Linked DNA regions of Homo sapiens: regions 1, 3 and 4 are each linked to region 2. The links are chromatin loops, found by intact Hi-C in ENCODE. Cell type or tissue: endothelial cell of umbilical vein. All regions are shown on one strand.

Region 1 (5,000 bases), 170 kb after region 2:
GGTACTTGTACAAGGACAGACACATAGACCAATAGAACAGAATAGAGAACCCAGAAATAAGACTGCACACCTAAAACTATCTGATCTTAAACAAACCTGACAAAAACAAGCAATGGGGAAAGGATTCCCTATTCAATAAATGAGGCTGGGATATCTGGCTAGCCTTATGTAGAAGACTGAAATTAGACTCCTTCCTTACATGATATGCAAAAATTAACTCAAGATGGATTAGACATAAATGTAAAATCCAAAACTATAAAAATCCTGTAAGACAACTTAGGCAATACCATTTAGGACATAGGCATGGGCCAAGATTTCATGACAAAGATGCCAAAAGCAATTGCAACAAAAGCTAAAATTGACAAATGGGATGTAATTAAACTAAAGAGCTTCTGCACAGCAAAAGAAATATCAACACAGTAAACACACAACCAACAGAATGGAAGAAAATGTTTGCAAACTAAGCATTCAACAAAGGTCTAATATCCAGCATCTTTAAGGTACTTAAATTTATAAGAAAAAAACAGCCCCATTAAAAAGTGAGCAAAAGACATGAACAGGTACTTCTCAAAAGAAGATATACATGTGGCCAACAAACGTATGGGAAAAAGCTCAACATCATTAATCATTAGAGAAATGCAAATCAAAACCACAATGAGATATCATCTCACACCAGTCAGAATAGCTACTATTAAAAAGTCAAAAAATAACAGATGCTGGCAAGGTTGTGGAGAAAAAGGAACACTATACACTGTTGGTGAGAGTGTAAATTAGTTCAGCCACTGTGGAAGACAGTGTGGCGATTCCTCAAAGACCTAAAGACAGAAATACCATTTGATCCAGCAATCCCATTACGGGGTATATACCCAAAGGAATACAAATCATTCTATTATAAAGACACATGCATGTGCATGTTCACTGTAGCACCATTCACAATAGCAAAGACATGGAATCAACCTAAGTGTCCATCAGAGATAGACTGGATAAAGAAAATGTGGTACATATACACCATGGAATACTATGCAACCATAAAAAAGAACAAGATCATGTCTTTTGCAGGGACATGGATGGAGCTGGAGGCCGTTGTCCCTAGTAAACTAACACAAGAACGGAAAACCAAATGCTGTATGTTCTCACTTATAAGTGGGAGCTAAATGATGAGAACACATGGACAGATAGAGGGAACAATACACACTGGGGCCTTTCAGAGGGGGGAGGGTGGGAGGAGGGAGAGGAGTAGCAAAAATAACTAATGGGTACTAGGCTTAATACCTGGGTGATGAAATAGTCTGTGCAACAGACTCCTACGACACAAGATTATCTATGTAATAAACCTGCACTTGTACCCCTGAACTTAAAATAAAAGTGAAAAAAATGTGGTGCATATACACCATGGAATACTACAAAGCCGTAAAAAAAAAAAGAACAAAGTCATGTCCTTTGCAGCAACACGGATGCAGCAGGAGGCCATTATCCTAAGCAAATTAACACAGGAACAGAGAACCAAACACCACATGTTCTCACTTATAAGTGGGAGCTAGACATTGGGTACTCATGGACCTAAAGATGGGAATAATAGACACTGGGGACTATTGGGGGGCTGAAGAGAGGGGGACAAGGGTTGAAAAACTCTTGGGTACCATGCTCACTTTCTGGGTGCCAGGATCATTTGTACCTCAAACCTCAGCATCACACAGTATTCCCGTAACAAACCTGCACATGTACCCCCTGTATCTAAAATAAAAGTTGAAATTATAACAAGCAAAACAAAACAAAACAAAAAAAACCACTAGCATTTGTAAGCCTTATTGGAGTTAGGACTTCACACTGCAGCACCAAGGGGTGGGGGCCTTTGTGTTTCGAGTGGAGACCATGAGCAGTCAGGGGTTCGCTCAGCTAATTCACTTCCTCTGCAGAACGACTCCATGGGAGTATTCCCATGGCTCCCATTTTATAGGCGAGGACAGGAAGAAAAAAGAGGGTAAGTGAAAGTTTGCTTGAAGGTCACCCAAAGGGGGAGCCGATAGTCAGACCAGGTCAGCTCTCCTTTTGGCCAAAGTCTCCTGACCGCTGAGATGAAAACAGCGGTGGGCTCCTCCAGGGAGGGTTTGGAGAGCAGAAGCTAAATCAGCCACAGGTTCCTTTTGTGTTGATTGAGTCACAAAGCCTCCAGGAGCTGCCAAGTGGCACAAGATGCTGCACTAGGTTTGGAATAAGAAGGCCCCCAGACCCAGTCTCACCCCCAGCTTGGCTGGGGCACTAAACGATTTTAAAAATAAAACTAGAGAGGCCCTGCGTAAACGGCAGGGGATCCATGTCCACCTGACAGCCCTTGGAGCTAACGCTAAGGGAGGACAGCTTGCAACAAGGGGCACGGGGCCTGAGATAAAGGAAGCGGTCACCTAGAGGGACGGGCCATCTGTCAAGCCAGTTCTTTCCCTCCCCTCCCTTCCCTTCCCCTCCCCTCCCCTCCTTTTCCTTTCTTTTCTTCTTTCCTTTTCTCTTTTCTTTCTTTTCTTTTCTCTTTCTACAGTCTCATTCTGTTTCCCAGGCTGGAGTGCAGTGGTGCGATCATAGCTCACTGCAGCCTCGAACTCCTGGGTTTAAGCAATCCTCCCACCTCAGTCTCCCCAGTAGCTGATACTACAGGCATGTGCCACCAGAGTCAGCATTTTTTTATTTTTTATTTTTTGTAGAAACTGGGCCTCTTTGTTGCCCACGCTGGTTGCAAACTCCTGGGCTCAAGGGATCCTCTCACCTCGGCCTCCCAAAGCACTGGAATTAACAGGAGTGAGCTACTGTGCCCAGCCAAGCTTGTTATTTTCTTAGGGAGAGGACATCTTAGTGGCAAGAGCACATGTCTTGCATTGGTCTCCAGCAGATTTGAACTCATCCTACCTCTGTGCCCTCAGGGAATCTTCCCAACCTCTCTACATGGAAGCATCCTCATCTGTGACATGAAGCAAAGAACAGTGCCTTCCCGTGCAGGCTCTTTTTGGGATTACACCAGAACATAGGCATGCTCAATAAATGGCAGCTATTTGCATTTACAGGCTCACAATCTCTTCTCTATAAAATCCCAGATCCAAAAAAATTGAAAACCGAAAGGGTTTTGGTAACTCATTTGACAACAAAGACTGGTCGGATCTAAACTCATTTGACAGTTAAAGCTGAACTGAATTGCTACTAGACTATTTATGTTGTATAGTTATAGTTAAATATTTAGCTGCAGAAATATAAATATGTTTGATTAGGGGATGCTACTCCAGACCCCAATAGGGGATGTTACATAATATGCAGTATGTACACATTTCTTCTCTGAAATCTGGACAATTCTAAATCATGTTGGTTTAAAAGGTTTCAGAAAAAAGATTATAGACCTATACTGTGGTGAATCTCAGGCCCACGTCCCTCATCAGGAGCAGCATGGCTCTTACATGGAATCCTGGCCTTAGAACCCAAGTAAAGCGTCAGCCTCAGAATAAGGCTCCCCCTGTTCTGTAGAGCCTTGGCTCCATCAGCCCTGCTCAGAAAAATGGCAAGGAGGAGCCCGATTTATTAGCTGTTAATGCTGTTGTGCAATAATCTTGATCTCCAAGTTGCAAAAACCCAGTTGGAAGAGAGAAATCTAAAGCGATCAGAATGACTACTATACCAACTACAGAAAATATACGAGTTTCATGAGAAGTTTCAGGAGTCAGACTGACACTAAAGTTGATGGAATTTTAAGAAAAAGAATGCTACTTCTATTTAGCATTAAGTTATTTTTCTTCTATTGTAGTTTAATTGTGGTCCTATCTGAAGAAAAGCTGGACTTGAAGCCAGGATTTGGGGCATAAGGGTATGACAGTGGCAAGCCCCTGTGTCAGCAGCTTTCACAGAACAAGGAGAAAGTAAGATCAAGTTGCAACTGGAAATCTGGGTGCACAGGTACCAGAAAGGAAGATGCTCTAGCTGGGGAGTCAGGATTTAGGGGGTCAGGTGGGAGGGGAGGGCAAGTGGGGAGGTAAGAATGTTTAGCCATGAAATTTGGAAGAGGTGAACTTGGTAAAGAGGAAAGAGGTGTGTGTAGGGATAGGCAGGGCCATCCCTGTTGCTGTAAGTGGATGTCTGTGCTGCACACATACCTTACTGGTCCACATTGTCCCCCTCACCGGGAACCTACTGGAATATCCACACCTGCACCTGCCATGGTGAAGCCGGAAATGCACTCTCCCCAGCCTTGGTATATCTTGAGCCCAGGACAGGGCACAGGTAACTATCATCCAAGCTCACTTTCAACACATTGCTGTGCCCTCTTTCTGGGTTGCTGAGGTCCACCTGCAGGAGGCTAGGAGGGTGACCCCAGAGTCCCCGTGCTGGAGTGTGAATCCCAACGCTGTATGACCCTGGTCAGGTTACTTCATATCCCTGAGTTCAGTTTCCCTTTTCATAAAATGGGATGATAGCCACTGCACCTGACTCCTGGAGTTCCGTGAGGGTCATATGAGACAGTTCCTGTAAAGCTGATGTGGGACCCAGCACATGGTGATTTCCCCATCCGTGTACCCAGTGCCCACTGCTTGGTGGCAGCTCCAGGGCTTCCAGCCATGCCAAGCAGCCCATCTTGTGCAGATATCTGCAATCCCAGGTAAGATGATTGAACCTTAAATAAATAACAGCATTTTATTTTAGGGTCTCCTGGCCAGTAGCTGTTCATTTGGAGACTCATTATTTTCTTGATCATATTAATTTAAGCTCTCAGTCCCCAAATCTCTCAGCTAAGTACCTTTGCTACTTCCTACTTTTTTACTCACAGCAAACTCATGCCTGGCTCCTCTTTCCAGCCTTCAGTTGTAGTAGTATCCATGAGAGTCCCAGTTGTGCAGTTTTGCTTTGAAAGGATTAACAGAGTGGAACCGGGACTGCAGTTACAGGCAACAAGGTGGCACCGCGTCTAAGATGCCTGCTCTTTTGGGATTCTTTCAACACTTCCAAGTTTTATTGGCATAAATGATTTT
Region 2 (5,000 bases):
GGGGGACCATGCTTTTCTACCTGGGTGTATCTTTTCTACCTCTCATTATGGCAGTATTTTGAAATTAAATCTGGTAAAAACATTTTGATTGTCGTATTTTTTTCCGGCATTGCAGAAATAATTTATTAGGGACTGTGAGGAATAATGAGACCAAGCACAGCTGCATCCATGACCCTCTCAACAACCCTCTGGAGAGCGGGTGCTCTAGGGGTTGGAGGTACAGGGTCAGCGTCTATGTGGTAGGTGTTTCTAAGGACTGCAACATCCTGGAGCTGTGTAATGAGATGGAAGGGAACAATGACAATTCATCCCATATCTCAGTTCAACCTTAGTGAAGTACTGTTTAGACCAATGATGTTTAGCATTTGGGGGTCAAAAACTCTCTTAAAATATGATAAAAACTAAGGACTCTTTCTTTCCACAGAAGAAAGCAAAAACACACAGTTTTGGATATAGTTTCAGGCAGACCACAAACTTCTCAGAGCCCTACCATGGGCTCATTAAGGATCCACGGACCCCAGGTTAGAATCTGTGGCTTAACCTCTGGTCCTCACAACATTTCGTACAAGGGATTTTTCTTCTGGAGTTTCTGTGGCCTTGTTAGCGATAGAAACAAAGTTATATCCCAGGTATCAAGTACATCCCACAGGGGTTGGGAGAGGTGGGAAAATTACATAATCAGCCTCTTACTTCCCTCACCTTGCACAAATATTCTACGGATAAGACGAAACAATTATAACACATGGAATATTATTCAGCAAGAAAAAGGAAGGAAATTCCGACACATGCTACAACATGGATGAAAGTTGAGAACCTCAAGCTGAGTGAAATAAGCCAGTCACAAGAATACAAATACCATATGCTCCTTATATGAGGTACCTAGAGAAGTCAAATTCATAGACATAGAAAGTAGAGGATGGTTGTCAGGGGGTGAGAGGAACAGCTCCGGAATTAATGTTTAAGGGGTATAGAATTTTAGTTTTGCAAGACAAAAAGGGTTCTGGAGATTGGCTGCACAACAATTAAATAGAATTAACGTCACTGAACTCTATATCTAAAAATGATTAAGATGGTAAATTTTATATTATGTGTATTTAACCACAGTTAACACATACAGACATAACACATACAAGAGTTTAAAACAACAAAGCCGAGCTGGACATGATGGCTCATGCCTGTAATCCCAGCACTTTGGGAGGTAGATTGCTGAGCTCAGGACTTTGAGACCAGCCTGAGCAATATGGCAAAACTGTCTCTACAAAAAAATACAAAAAATTAGCTGGGCATGGTGGTTCACACATGTGGTCCCAGCTACTCGGGAGGCTGAAATTGAGGCTGTAGTGAGCCGAGATCACACCACTGCACTCATGCCTGGGAGACAGAGTGAGACCCTGTCTCAAAACAACAAAAACAACTCAAAACAATTAAAAAAACCCAAAACAATGAAGCCTGAAGAATGCAGCTTGCCCAGCAGGGGAGTGTGTGGAGTGAGGAGGCGCAGCCCCATTGCACCTTGGCGCATTGTGGCCTGACCCAAAGCCATGAGTCTCTGGGGAGCCAGCTACTTCCCCTGCAGGGCAGGCTCCTGGAGCTGGGACCAGTGGCAGTGGCACTGAGAACCAGCACCAGCCACACCTTGAGTAGCTTTGGAATGGTTCTGCTTGGGTCTTTGAGCTTGTTGTTGGAGCACTTTCCGTTTCTATACTCAATCTTGTTATTGACATATACTTTTCCTGTAAGAGAATGACTTGTGACGATCTTCTAGCTTGTGACGATCTTCTAGAACGCTATTCAATTACAAAGAAAAACTGTGGCCTCATGTATGATTCATCATGCAGGAACTCTTCATTTGATAGGACCCATCTTTCTTATAACAGGAAGTAAATACGTGTTGCTAAGCTACTATGTCCACCAAAAGAAAAAAAACCATATAGTAGATTCCATTGTACTCTTTGTGCTCTGTGAGAGTTAATGATTCCTCTATGTTAATTCAGCTCTTTCATTCTTGACCTCTTTTACCTAAAGTTAATTAGAGTTTAGCCATAACGTACTTAGTGTAAACAGAAAAAAAAAAGGCCTGAGTCATAATTTCCCATGAGAAAAGAATGGGCTTTCTTAAACTTTCTCAAAGGAATTTAAAAAGCATTTATTGGTTCAGATTTTTAGTTCTGTGTCTATCTGCCTGTCTATTTGTCTATCTACCTAAGTATCTATCTATGTCTATCTATATTCCTATTGATGGTTCAGGGACCTTGCAAGCATCTGATTTAATCTTATTATTGCAAAAGAAAGAGATACAGACTGCACATGTAAGTTTTAGGAATTGCAAGTACCTCTTTTGAGCCACTGGGGTTGAGGCTTCAGTTCTCTACCACTGAGAAGAATCAGGCAGATAGAGACCATTTTATGACATAGATTAAGGGGTTTAGGTCAGAGGTCAGGAAGGACTATGTGTCAGGCCATTTCCCTAAGAGAGATGTCAAAATGAAAATGAATATTATTGCCTATATCAGATGTCCTGAACTTCAGGGCAATGAGAGGGTCCTGATCAATGGTATCATTCTGTCTGTATATTTACTTACATGAACTCAAATAGGCACACACATGGGTGAGGAGGGGGCCATTTAAGTGGACCTGGCAATTAGGCCTATGACTCAGTCCAAGTTCCCACAAGAAGATGGGATGGGGGTATAGGAATCTGCTGGCCCCACAATTGGGCTCTCTCACAGGCTCTCAGTGTAATCTCACTGTGCTGAGTGTGAGTCTAACAGTTTTGATCCCCACACAGCATGGCTCCTACATGCGAGTCATCATCTTCATGTAATGCTCGGTGATTAGTTTCAATTCCAGTGTAAGAGCTGGCTATGCTGAGCTTCCTGAGAGAGGAGATGTCCATTTCCAACGTGGTTCACAGTTATGGGTTTGCCCAGTCTAACAGGGGTCATAAAGATCTGAGAGAGAAAAAAAAATCGTGAAGCTGTGGCATTAAGTACTAAAATGGTTGCTAAGTTTACCTTCCCACTAGCAGTGTAGAAGTGTCCCCTGATCGCCGCATCCATGCCAACATCTACTGTTTTTTGATTTTTTGATTATGGCCATTCTTGCAGGAGTAAGGTGGTATCACATTGTGGTTTCGATTTGCATTTCCCTAATCATTAGTGATGTTGAGCATTTTTTCATATGTTTGTTGGCCATTTGTACATCTTCTTTTGAGAGTTGTCTATTCATGTCCTTAACCCACTTTTTGACAGGATCGTTTGTTTTTTTCTTACTGATTTGCTCAGGTGATAGGTGCACCAGGATCTCACAAATCACCACTGAAGAACTTACTCATGTAACCAAATACCACCTGTACCCCAATACATTTATTGTTATAGAACAATAAATAAAGTAATAATAAAAAGATTGTTAAGGAGATACATCAGATATGTATAAGTTTTTTTTTTTTTTTTTGAGACTGAGTTTCGCTCTTGTTGCCCAGGCTGGAGTGCAACGGCACAATCTCAGCTCACTGCAACCTCCACCTCCCAGGTTCAAGAGATTCTCCTGCCTCAGCCTCCCAAGTAGCTGGGATTACAGGCATGTGACACCACGCCTGGCTAATTTTGTATTTTTAGTAGAGACGGGGTTCCACCATGTTAGTCAGGCTGGTCTCAAACTCCCAACCTCAGGTGATCTGCCCGCCTCGGCCTCCCAAAGTGCTGGGATTACAGGCATGAGACACCACACCCAGTTAAATATGTATAAGATTTTAGAAAAGATTGAAATGGCTTTTGACTTGTGCCTGGAAGACTCAGACTATGAGTATATGCCTATGAATTTTAATGTGTTCTAACTTCCTGCCAAAAAGGTACAGATTCCTGATGAAAAGATATTTCCAAAACTAATTTCAACTCTACATGTTTTCACCAATAGGCTACCTTCTGACCCTAACTCCCATGGAAATTATGATGGTTAAGAGCATGAACTTTGAGTCAGATATCAGATTCCAAATCCCAGCTCCACCGATAACATATTAATTCTACTAAGCCTCAGTTTCCTCAAATGTAACAATAGTTCTTACCTAATAGGGTAATTTTGTGGATTAGATGAGACAATCCCTGTTGTAGCATTTAGCACCTGCATTTAATAAGCAATGCAATAGATGTTTACTCTGATTATTCAGGAAGCAAAAGCAATCCGATGTATTGGCTCTATGCCACTGATTTGTGGGAAGAACAAAAGACTGGTTCTGTGCTCTGGATCCAAAGCAATGCAAAAGTTTTAAAAACAAATTTGTTTCTCGTTTTTACTCTTTTGTCTGTTGTGTTTTATATCTCTAACTTCTGAACTATTCAGATATACATATTACATATGCAACTATTCATTCCATGTACTTGGTGAATATTTCTTGAGCATCTGCTATGTGCCAAGCCAGGTGCTGGTTATGCAGAGGCAAGACACAGTCCCTGAAGAGTGGGAGGAAACAGACACATAAATGACAGTCACAAGCCAGCCTAGAAAATGGAATGATAATGGGCACCTGAAAGAACTTATGTGCCAAAAGTAGTGACTGGGTTGGGGAGGGCTCCTGGCATGAGAAAGGCATGGAAGTGAGAAACAGCAGGGTCATTGGGCAACCATGGGGAATTCACTTTGCCAGAATGGAATGTGTAAATCTGGGAATGGTGGGCAAATAGCCTAGAAAGAAAGGCTGATCATGGAGACTTTGACCTCCAGCCTGGAGGCCATGGGATACTGTTGATTGAATATATATTTTCATTGGAGGAGAAAAGAATTATAGGTTAACTCAGCAGGACTTGTGACTGCTGGGAGTGGGAAGTGAGGGGAAGGGGAAGTCCAGGATGACTTCCGGGTATCTTGATTAGGCAACTGAGTGGATGGGGGTGTCACTAATTTGGGGTATTTTTTTAGAATAAAAGAGGAAGAGAGCAGGATTTGAAAGTGGAAGATGATACGCTACTTTTGAAAAAAAATTTTAGCTAGATACAGAATTTATA
Region 3 (5,000 bases), 120 kb after region 2:
GGCAGATCATGAGGTCAGGAGTTCAAGACCAGCTTGGCCAACATAGTGAAACCACATCTCTACTAAAAATACAAAAAAAAAAATTAGCCGGGCATGGTGGCGGGCACCTGTAGTCCCAGCTACGTGGGAGGCTGAGGCAGGAGAATTGCTTGAGCCTGGGAGGCAGAGGTTGCATTGAGCCAAGATCGCACCATTGCACCCCAGCCTGGGTTGACAGAGTGAGATTCCATCTCAGAAAAAAAAATTTGTTCAGCTTACCATTCAAATGAACACAAAATTAAAATAAAAGTGTTACAGAGAGTCAACCTACCTCAATATTTGAGAAACATTTCTATATACCCAGAATTCATCATATGCTCAGTAATCATGCCTGTAGATTATTTTCCAATCAAGAAGTACTGGTGCAGTTATTGCTAGCCAAAATATGAAACAACTCAGCTTTCTCATCTGGTTGACTGGTCCAATCAAGAAAATGTTTGGACAAGAAAAAGTTGTACATTTCTGTCTTAGTCCATTTGGACTGCTATAGAAAAATACTATAAATTGGGTGGCTTATAAACAACACACATTTATTTCTCACAGTTCTGGAGGCTGGGAAGGCATTGGCAGATTCAATGTCTAATGAGGGCTTGCTTCCTGGTTCATAGATGGTGTTCTTATGTGGTGGAAGACATGAGGGAGCTCTCTGGGGCTTCTTTTATAAGGGCACTAACTCCATGTTGGCCCCTCGTGACCTGATCACCTCCCAAGAGTCCCACCTCCCAGTGCATCACATAGCGGGTTGGGATTTCAACATATGAATTTTAGGGCATGCAAACACTCAATCTACAGAACTTTAGTTCCATCCTCCCACACCCCCACCCCCGGTATAGTTACACTGGGTGTGTTTAATCAAATCCCTTGCTATTCTTCCCAAAAATTAATGGTGTGATCTACTTACTGGCTTCTGTTTCCCACATAAGCAACTTAGGAATGAGAAAAAAGCTTGTACATTTCAGATCTGTAAAGAACAGTTACCAATTTTCTTATGATACTGCAAAAGACATAGTTTTATCTGATTTCCAGGTCATCTACTGCATTGCTTTGGCCACGGTTTAATCCTATGAAGGTCTCTATCCTAAAAACTATTGGACAAGGTCTCTATTCTTAAGACTTGAGTGTTGTTGTCATTAATAATTTATATGGGCTGGGCACGGTGGTCCCAGCACTTTGGGAGGCCTAGGTGGGTGGATCACCTGAGGTCAGGAGTTTGAGACCAGCCTGGCCAACATGGTGAAACCCTGTATCTACTGAAAATACAGAAGTGAAGTGGGTGTGGTGGTGGACACCTGTAAATCCCAGCTATTCAGGAGGCTGAGGCAGGAGGAGAATCACTTGAACCAGGGAGGCAGAGGTTGCAGTGAGCTGAGATTGTGCCACTGCACTCCAGCCTAGGCAACAAGAGTGAAACTTCATCTCAAAAAATATTAAGAAAATTAAAAATTAAAAATAAAAAAATTAATAGTATATATTGGAGTCATGCACTTCTACAAAAATAGCTGCATGCTGAGTTTGGCTGATTCTTCCATCTTAGAAACAATTTGGTAGGTAAAATTTAAATGTTATTACCCTTACATAGACGAGGCTATTAGTGCACAGGAGGTTAAATTTAAGGTCACACAATTAGTGCTGAGCCAAATGTAGAAATCAGGTTTCCTTGTCTACAATTCCTCCCACTGGACCAAATTCCCCCTTAGAGCAATGCAGAAACAGCATTCTAGAAGGAATTTAGATTTATTTCTAAACTCGATCTGGTTCCATTGTGAGTATAAAAACCTGATTTGCAATCGGAGCCTGGAGTGTCACCCACCGCCTGTGTGGATGATTTTGTTACCAGCTGCTGAAACACTTCAATGGGAAGACATGGAATTCCTGCAGGAAATGACTCCAGGCAGCTCTGAATAAGTGAGGAAATTAAATGACTAACTTCAATGTTTCCTGGTTTTTGTCTATCTTAATTAACAATTTATTTTGGTAAAGGAAAAACTGAATAACTTTTTAATAGTCAACACGTAAAACTTAATATTTGTTTATAATAAAAACATGATTTCCATGTCTACTTTTATTTGCAAAACACCCAGCTTTTTAAATAATTTTCTCCTTCGGTAATTGTGTTTATTGAAGAGTTTCTCTTTAAAAAAACAATGACAGCATATATATGTGGGAAATATCAATTTCCTTCTCATAGTTCCCAAAGGCACACTTATGAAAAATGTGTTGATTATTAACAGAGCTAATATTTTTGTGGTAGTGTTATTACTGAACATCTATAAGAATTGGAGTTTGGGGTTGACAGAGGTGCTGCAGTCCAAATACATTATTGATTTCTATGTCATGTTAAATGTAGCATGGACCTAATTGAACATAATTACTACTTTTGATACATATTTTATGTGGTTCCTACTTTGCCTTCATTCATTTATTCCACAATACTTACTGAATGTCTGCCATGTACCAGGCATTCTTCTAGGTGCTGAGATACAAGGTAAATTAAACAAAGCTCCTGCTCCCATGGAGCTAACGTTCTAGTTGAAGGGAAAACAGACAATTAACAAAAAGACAGGAAAATATGTCAGGGAGTTGTAATTGCTATGAAGAAAAACAGAGTGAGACAAGAATGAGGGAGGGGTACTACCTTAAATGGCGGGGGGTCAGGAAATCAGGGAAATCCTGGGTTTGTCTGTGGAAAGTTAATAATTTCAGACTAATAATCCATCACGGACAACTATCATCGTGGCTGTATAATTGTGACATTCCATTCTTTCCTGGGTTCTACAAGTGTTTAGGAAAAACTTTTAAATTCAAGGTTAATGGTTAGCAATTTCGAGAAAGCTGATTTTATATCCGTGTAACTTCTGTCTTTATTTTTAGCCTTCTTTACAGGACAGTATCTCTTAGGACTAAAGAAGTTGGGGCAAAACCAAAGTTCTCCTCACAGGGCTACTTAACTTTCATGCCAAGCAAACATAAACAAATTTGAATTAGTAATTAAGTTTAGAGACACCAATTACATTTTTACTGAAATTAAATAAAGGCAAATTCTCCTTAATATTTCCAGAATGACTATTAACAACCACAAGTGTTACCTTTTGTTGAACAACATAATGTGCCAAGTACAGAACTTCATGTACATCTTCTTTCTTGTTTTTCAGCAGCCCTAGATATGGGCACAATTGCTCCCATCTTTTAGGTAAGGAAATTGGGACTCTGATAAGTTAAATACTCTCCCTGAGGTCCCAGAAGTAATCATGTCATATTTGGAGTCTGACATCACTTCTGCCTGATCTTATGCGTCTGCAAGGAACAATGAAGATGATCTAATTTAACCTCATTTTACATATGGGTAAACAGAGACAGCTGTGGTGACCTGCCCAGGGTCACAGAACCAGTGAGCTGGTAGCAGAGTTGGGACTAGAGCCCAGTAGGAACTCCTCCGATGACACCGTGCTGCCTCCCAGTGAGAGCTATGCAAGCCAAACTCTGCAACCCACTGCCTTTTCAATGAACATCCAGGTCAGTTGGGTACCCACTTGGGACCAGGATGAATCCTGACTCCTACTCATATCATACATAAAAAATCAATTCCAAGTGCATCATTTATCTAAATGTGAAAAGCAAAATAACAAAGCTTTTAAGAACAGCTACATGATCTTGGGGTAGGCAAAGAAGTGTTGACAACTGTAAAGGTTAAAATGGGTAAATTGAATTATACTAAAAGTAATAACTTTTCTTTATTAAGATGTACCATTAAGGAAGTGGAAAGGAAAAGTCCCAGAGTGGGAGAAGACGTCTGTACACATGTGTGGTGACATAGAGCTTGTATCCAGCATGGCTCTGTGTGTGTGTGTGTGTGTGTGTGTTCATTCCTACAAATTAGTGGCAAAAAAGGCAGTTAATCCCATAAAAAAATAGAAAAAAACCTTGAACAGGTACTTCAAAAAAGAGGATATACTAATAAACAAATGAAAGGGTGCTCAACATCCTTCGTCATTAAGAAAATGCAAATTAAATCCTCAATTGATTTTATTACACACTTAGAAGAAAAATTAAAATGAAATAAATTTATTGGACCATATGAAACTGCAATCTTTGCAGGTCAGAAATAGTGAAATATCATATAATGTAATCGATATCAAGTACTGATGAGGATGTGGAACTTCAGATCTTCAGACATTTGTGGAGTGTCAGTTGGTGTCACCCTTTGGGAATCTGTTTGGCAAAACTACACTAAAGCTTGGTGACTTAAAAAAGCAAATATTTGGCAGGGCGCTGTGGCTCACGCCTGTAATCCCAGCACTCTGGGAGGCCAAGGTGGGTGGATCACCTGAGGTCAGGAGTTCGAGACCAGCCTGGCCAACATAGTGAAACCCCGTATCTACTAAAAATACAAAATTTAGCCAGGCGTGGTGGCATGTGCCTGTAATTCTAGCTACTCAGGAGGCTGAGGCAGGAGAATTACTTGAACCTAGGAGGTGAAGGTTACAGTGAACTGAGATTGTGACACTGCACTCTAGCCTCGGTGGCAGAGCAAGACTTCATCAAAAAAAAAAAGAAAGAAAAAAGCAACCATTTATTATTTTATACACGTTTATAGATCAGGTGGGCAGCTCTGCGGCTCTGGGTTAAGCTCAGTCAATTCTACCTGGGCTTGCGCGTGCAGCTGGCAGAATGGCTGGGGCTGGCTAGTGCGATGGCCTGTCCAGGATGGCTCAGCTCTCCTCATGTCCTTCAAATCCTTCGGCAGGCTCACCTGGAGGGGTAGTCACAGACGAGAGAGAGAGAGCAAAAAAAGCAAGTGCTTGCTTGTAGGAGCACTACTGGTACCAACTTTTCCACTGTCCATTGGCCAAAGCAAGTCAAATGACCAAGCCCCGAGCCAGTGTGGGAAGGCATTATGATGACATGAATACAAAGAAGTGTGAAGATTGGGCCAGTATTTACTCAGGCTGGACAGACATTTG
Region 4 (5,000 bases), 91 kb before region 2:
CTTTGAGGAAGTTTTTCCCTTTCCTAATACTCACTCACTTATAAGATAGTGAACATAGGGAGGCAGGAAATTAGTTTCTATCAGGTACCTTTTATGTGCCAGGTGTTTTAGATACATTTTATTTTTTACTCCTCCTTCTAAGTGAGATGCAGAAGGTAAAGAACAGTTCCAAGGTCACGTGTCAAATTGAGACGCGTGGTTTCACGTTGGCCGCAGGTCTGGCTGATGCGGTCAGTGTTGTTGCCACTACAGCGTGTTAGATTAATATGCGATATTAGTTCATTTCTTTGAAATCTTCAGAGAGAAGAAAGAATGTTTTCTTAAAGAAATTGGACTAGTTTGATTAATAATTTTAGCATCACATATCCTCCCACTGAAACAGGTGGGAAAACTGTGAGAAGTTATTTGCTCTTGACCAAGAATGTATTTAAGACAGTTAATGCAAATTTTCTTATCAATGTTATACTTAGAAATCAAATGTGTAATGGTACTAAGAATATGGCAGTTGGGTAACATTAAGTTAAAAAAAAAGTAGTAAAAATTACTTTTGTTGACATACCTAATGTGGTTATAACAAGGTTCTTTTAAGAGAAACACAAGATTGCCATACTGAAATCCTTCTAATGCTGCGATTTAAATCCATACACAAACAAATGCTGTTTTGGAACTTTTCAGAATGTTAAAATTGTCTTCAATGAATGTTTATGAAGAAATTACTGAAAAAGCATTTCTTAATAGTGAAGTGCCTGTTTTTTTTTTCAGTCTATCGTCCAAAACACTCTTTTCTAAATGAGTAGCAAAGGGGTTAAAAAATCATTAATCTCCCAAAGGGTCTGTGAGAGAGTTATGTGGTTAGGTATTATTATTGCCTCATTTATAAACCAAGATCCGGAGTGACTCCTTAAGGTCACAAAACAAGCCAGTATTGAAGCCGGGACTGGAACCGACGTCTCCTGCCTCCCAGTCCAGGGCTGTTACCACTCCCAGGGAGTTGACCAATCATCACAGTTATTAATATCCCACTTGCCACATGCTACAAGCCATGAACATAAATATTTTGTTGGCATTTTATCTTCATGCTCCCTATGTGCCAGGCTCCCTTTCTTTCTATGTTCACAGCCCCTTCTAATAACTCACGTTCTTGTCTGACCACATTGGCCTTTGCGTGAAAGTCACACGTCACCCCGGCAGGGAATGTTCAAGCATGCGGATTTGCATACTTTCATTCTGATCTCAAGGCTTTTTCTAGACTTCCTTTTTTTTTTTTTTTAAATCTCGTGTGTGTGTGTGTGTGTGTGTGTGTGTGTGTGTGTGTGTGACAGGGAGGATGGTAAGAAGTAGTTTAAAAATGCATTGTGTGCTACATCAATATCCAATGGCTTTGTACATTAGGAAACAGTAAAGCTTTAAATAGTTTGTAACATATGTCCACATAATTTATCACAGAATTGTGGTTTATTTAATAAGTGACTCATTATCACTATCTGATAGCCAGAATACTGGATAAAGAATAAGTGTGGGCAGAAGTTATTCACCATTTCTTATAGCCTCATCCCAGAATACAGCTCTTCTTTGCAAATTACAGATTCTTTGCAGTTTTCTCCCACCCGCCCCCCCAACGCCTCTATAAGAATATACAAAATTGTCAGAAAACATGAAATAATGTTACGGGAAAACATGGCCAAATTTAAGAAATCTGGCTTAGATTGCTCTGAAAGGTTATTGCTAAATGAATCTTCGAAGAAAACGAATTCCTTTACTGGAACAAAAGTAATTTATTATGCATTTCATGGGTGTCTGCCAGAAGAGTTACTAGCAGTATGAAGATCCAGTGGATATGAATTAAGTACAATCTGTTAGTTCTGTTCATGTTTAGACCTACCTGTTAATTTTCTCTGAAATTTTAATAATTTAAAAAAGCATCTCCATAGACAGGTGTTGGCAATGTGACAATTCACCACTCAGCTACCCATCACATCAGGCTTTTTTAAAGGCCCAGTACTCAGAATTTGTGAGACTGAGCACAAAGACATTATTTTATTGACCTCATATTTTAAGAATGATTTGGACAAATACATAACTAGGCATTGATTCTAATGTCCTGTTGGGGTCTTACGAGTAAACGGTTCCAAGTCAACATCTGACGATGCTTAAATCATGATCCGACTTGATGGTGTGCTGCCTGTTTTGGTTGTTGGCCTGGCACGGTTTCACCAGAGCTGGGCCACATGCTGCAGAACCATATTTTTATTTTATTAAACACAAGTATTTTACATTTAAAGCTCTCATTAAATTTAGTTGCTTGATTCGTGGTGAAGCCTGAATATGGTCAAAAGTTTATTCTGGGGGTTCACGGATTAGCAGCTGGGAGGAAACAGATTCCAGCAGCCAGGCGCTAGCTCCAGCTCTGTCTGTGTGAGTATAGCAAGCTGCCAAGGTTCTGTAAAGCCTCTGTTTTCCTCCTTCTACTAAAGGGGAAAAGTAATTCCTACCATCTGGTCCTTAGGAGTATTGTGTAGAGTGAGTGGGAGATGCCTGGAGACCTCTTTGAAGTTTAAGAAGAATAGCACTACTTAAATACGGGTCTTGGAAGTTAATAGTAATCAGCTTTATTTGCGTGGCATTTTTTTTCATCCCAAGATATTAGAATAAGATCCTCACTTTCTTAATGGGGAAATTTAGAGACGTAGAGTTATTGTGTTAAGAAAGTAACCACATTTTAGAGATTTGTATTTCACTGATAGCAAATTTTTTATTCCTTCTGATACTTAGTACTTTCCTAATGCTTTTTGTGGTTTAAGTGCATTGTAAATGCTTCTTGGTATGTTTTCTGTAATTAAGATGGAGAGATTAAGATGCTCATCCATCTCCTGAAAAGTCAGTTTTGTTATAAAAATTAAGATCATAATTCACCAGGTTTTAAATCTTGCCTCAGGATTCTGTCCCACTTAATTTGAAGATTAGAATAGTGTAATTCATTCTGATTCATTTAGAAGATAAGCTTTTTCTTTAGGGTCCTCATTGACTTCAAGTTGTGGGACAAACCCTCTCCCTTGCAATTTATATTTGTACATGAGTATTTTGGTGATAATCCCAGAGTACTTATAAAGTTTGGCGCCTTTCTTCACCACAACATGCTTGCTGTTGAGTGTGCACAGATACATAAAGCAATTTGCTCTTTTGTCCAGAATAGATTATGTGCATAGAATTGCTTTCGTCTTCTTGAAAAGGGCAGCATCCCTTGGTGTGGCTATAACCTTGCCTACTCAGGCCTAGAAGGGGCGAGAGGGGTATGGGTTGGGGCAGAGTGGGGGAGCAGCCGGTGAAATTTCCAGTAAGGAATTTGTTTGCCGAATTAAATATACAAAACTATTCTGCTGAATAGTTAGGTCATCAGTTGAGGTGACGGTGACTCTCTCTCTAGAGAAAAGGTGTCCATGTTCCTTTGTTTTATTAAGCTGTTAAGAATTCGAGAGTTTCATTGTGATTGGTTTTCACATGTCCTGGTGGAGACAGAATTTGTGTGTGTTCATGTGTCTTTCATGTGTCACCTTCTAAACTATTACTGTCACTTTGTATCTGGTCCTCTGTTACCTCCAGCCAAACTGAAATGATCGTAGTTTATATAGTGGAAGTTACGATTTGCAGGAAAGCATTTCCCCTTTGTTGGAATTTATACAAAGTTTTTAATTCCTCTTTGGAGGAAGGCAGCTATAAAGCACCACAGGAGTCTAACCTAGAGGTTACAAAAGCAGAGAAGAGCTTTGGCAGTGAGGGACGGCTGGCTTCCCCTCACACAAGAAAAAGCCGTAAGCACAGTCTCACTCAGATGTGTAGGAAGGACGGATCAGAGGCTGGGGGAGCCGACAGTCTGCCTTGCAGTGAAGGAGGCATGTGATCACCATCAAAGTCTTCTGCTCTGGGAAGGATCACACAGTCGTCCTTCAGCCTGCCTGGGGCGCAGTGTTTTCTTTCCTCAGACCGAAACTGCATGAAGAGAGATTCCAGCAAGGAAGATAGAGCATGCCCCGTACACTCCTCTCTGGTTTTCTTCCTCAAAGGAAATTTATGCATGTAATCCACAAGCCGAAGAACCCATGTTTTTCTTTGGAAAAGGCTACGCCCTTTCAGGGTTTCCTTTTCTCGGCTGTGTTGCCTTCCCATCAGAAGCTGTCTCTTGCCCTCCCCATTATGGGATGTGCGAAATGAAGGAAAACAGAGACACTGCTGGGCATTTGTCTCCATGAGTTGATCCAATCAGAAATCTTTGACTTTTCAGATATGTGTCCAAAAATGAGTGAAGGCTCCTCACAGGAAAAAAAAAAAAAAATTCTAGGTGATCTAAAGATGAACTGTGGCTACTTCTCAGGCTAGCGGATATTTTCCATGTCCCAATCTGTAGCAGCCCAAGCTCTCCCTGAAGTCATTTACTCCTTTAAGAGGGAGTTTTCCAGCCCAGCTGCTCTGCCTGTCTCCCACCTAACCCGGCCAGCTTTCAGTGCTAAGCCCAGGCTGGGTCTGGCCCTGATAACACATTCTTTCAACAGGAAGTGCCTCCATTTTCAGTTGTCTGTGGGAGGGTGGAGGGCAGATAAGCCTTGAATGGAAACACAGAGCCGATTTCTGCTCCACCCTCCTTGCACTTTGATCAGGGAGAGAGCAGGGACCTCCGCCTGGCCTGTGCTGCCTGCCGAAAGGAGGGAGGATGGTTGAGCTGTGGGCATTCCGGAGCTCTCCCTCCCTTTTGTTCAGGAACGTTTGTTTAGGTTGGTCTAGGTTAGTGAAGTGCCTGCTTTTGCAGGGTTGTGATGTCTGCGATCTGAACTAAAGTCCTTTGAAGGGTTGAATTATTTGTGGGAAAATATATCAACCAATTGAAATTTATACGTGTGTTTGTATGTGTGTGTATTAGGTCCAGGATCATAGTATATTTTTCTCTGATTTCCCCCCTCCGCCCCCCCCTCCCAACACACACACATCGTGTTGATTCTCAGTAGGCA

What was found. Hi-C counts contacts between places; a loop is a spot of excess contacts. Peaks named below come from ENCODE experiments on the same cell type or tissue, not always from the same donor. Only the 100,000 strongest peaks of a DNase experiment are listed, where the experiment ranks them.
Region 1: a loop joins it to region 2, with 11 times the contacts of the local background. A loop is called at or near these places in 13 of 110 quality-filtered maps.
Region 3: it touches region 2 in a loop (2.8-fold over the local background); 2 of 110 quality-filtered maps call a loop at or near these places.
Region 4: a loop joins it to region 2, with 5 times the contacts of the local background. A loop is called at or near these places in 4 of 110 quality-filtered maps.

What each region holds. Positions count from the first base shown.
Region 1 is chr18:22,449,957-22,454,956 of GRCh38, forward strand. It overlaps LOC124904261 (a long non-coding RNA gene), which reads left to right and starts at 2,739. Exons shown (of 2, transcript XR_007066306.1): 1 at 2,739-5,000. RefSeq lists a silencer at 2,285-2,450. In endothelial cell of umbilical vein, no CTCF peak of the experiment used is centred here; a DNase peak (open chromatin) is centred at 2,325; H3K27ac peaks cover 663 bases.
Region 2 is chr18:22,280,847-22,285,846 of GRCh38, forward strand. No RefSeq gene overlaps it. Among named protein-coding and RNA genes, the nearest start is that of GATA6, 110 kb to the left of the region's middle. In endothelial cell of umbilical vein, no CTCF peak of the experiment used is centred here; a DNase peak (open chromatin) is centred at 1,885; H3K27ac peaks cover 2,084 bases.
Region 3 is chr18:22,396,757-22,401,756 of GRCh38, forward strand. No RefSeq gene overlaps it. Among named protein-coding and RNA genes, the nearest start is that of CTAGE1, 19 kb to the right of the region's middle. In endothelial cell of umbilical vein, no CTCF peak of the experiment used is centred here; DNase peaks (open chromatin) are centred at 1,895 and 3,375; H3K27ac peaks cover 2,208 bases.
Region 4 is chr18:22,189,756-22,194,755 of GRCh38, forward strand. The region is part of intron 6 of GATA6 (GATA binding protein 6); the gene reads left to right. Among named protein-coding and RNA genes, the nearest start is that of GATA6, 23 kb to the left of the region's middle. RefSeq lists an enhancer at 4,267-4,815. In endothelial cell of umbilical vein, no CTCF peak of the experiment used is centred here; DNase peaks (open chromatin) are centred at 1,096, 2,466, 3,826, 4,526 and 2 weaker places; H3K27ac peaks cover 4,692 bases.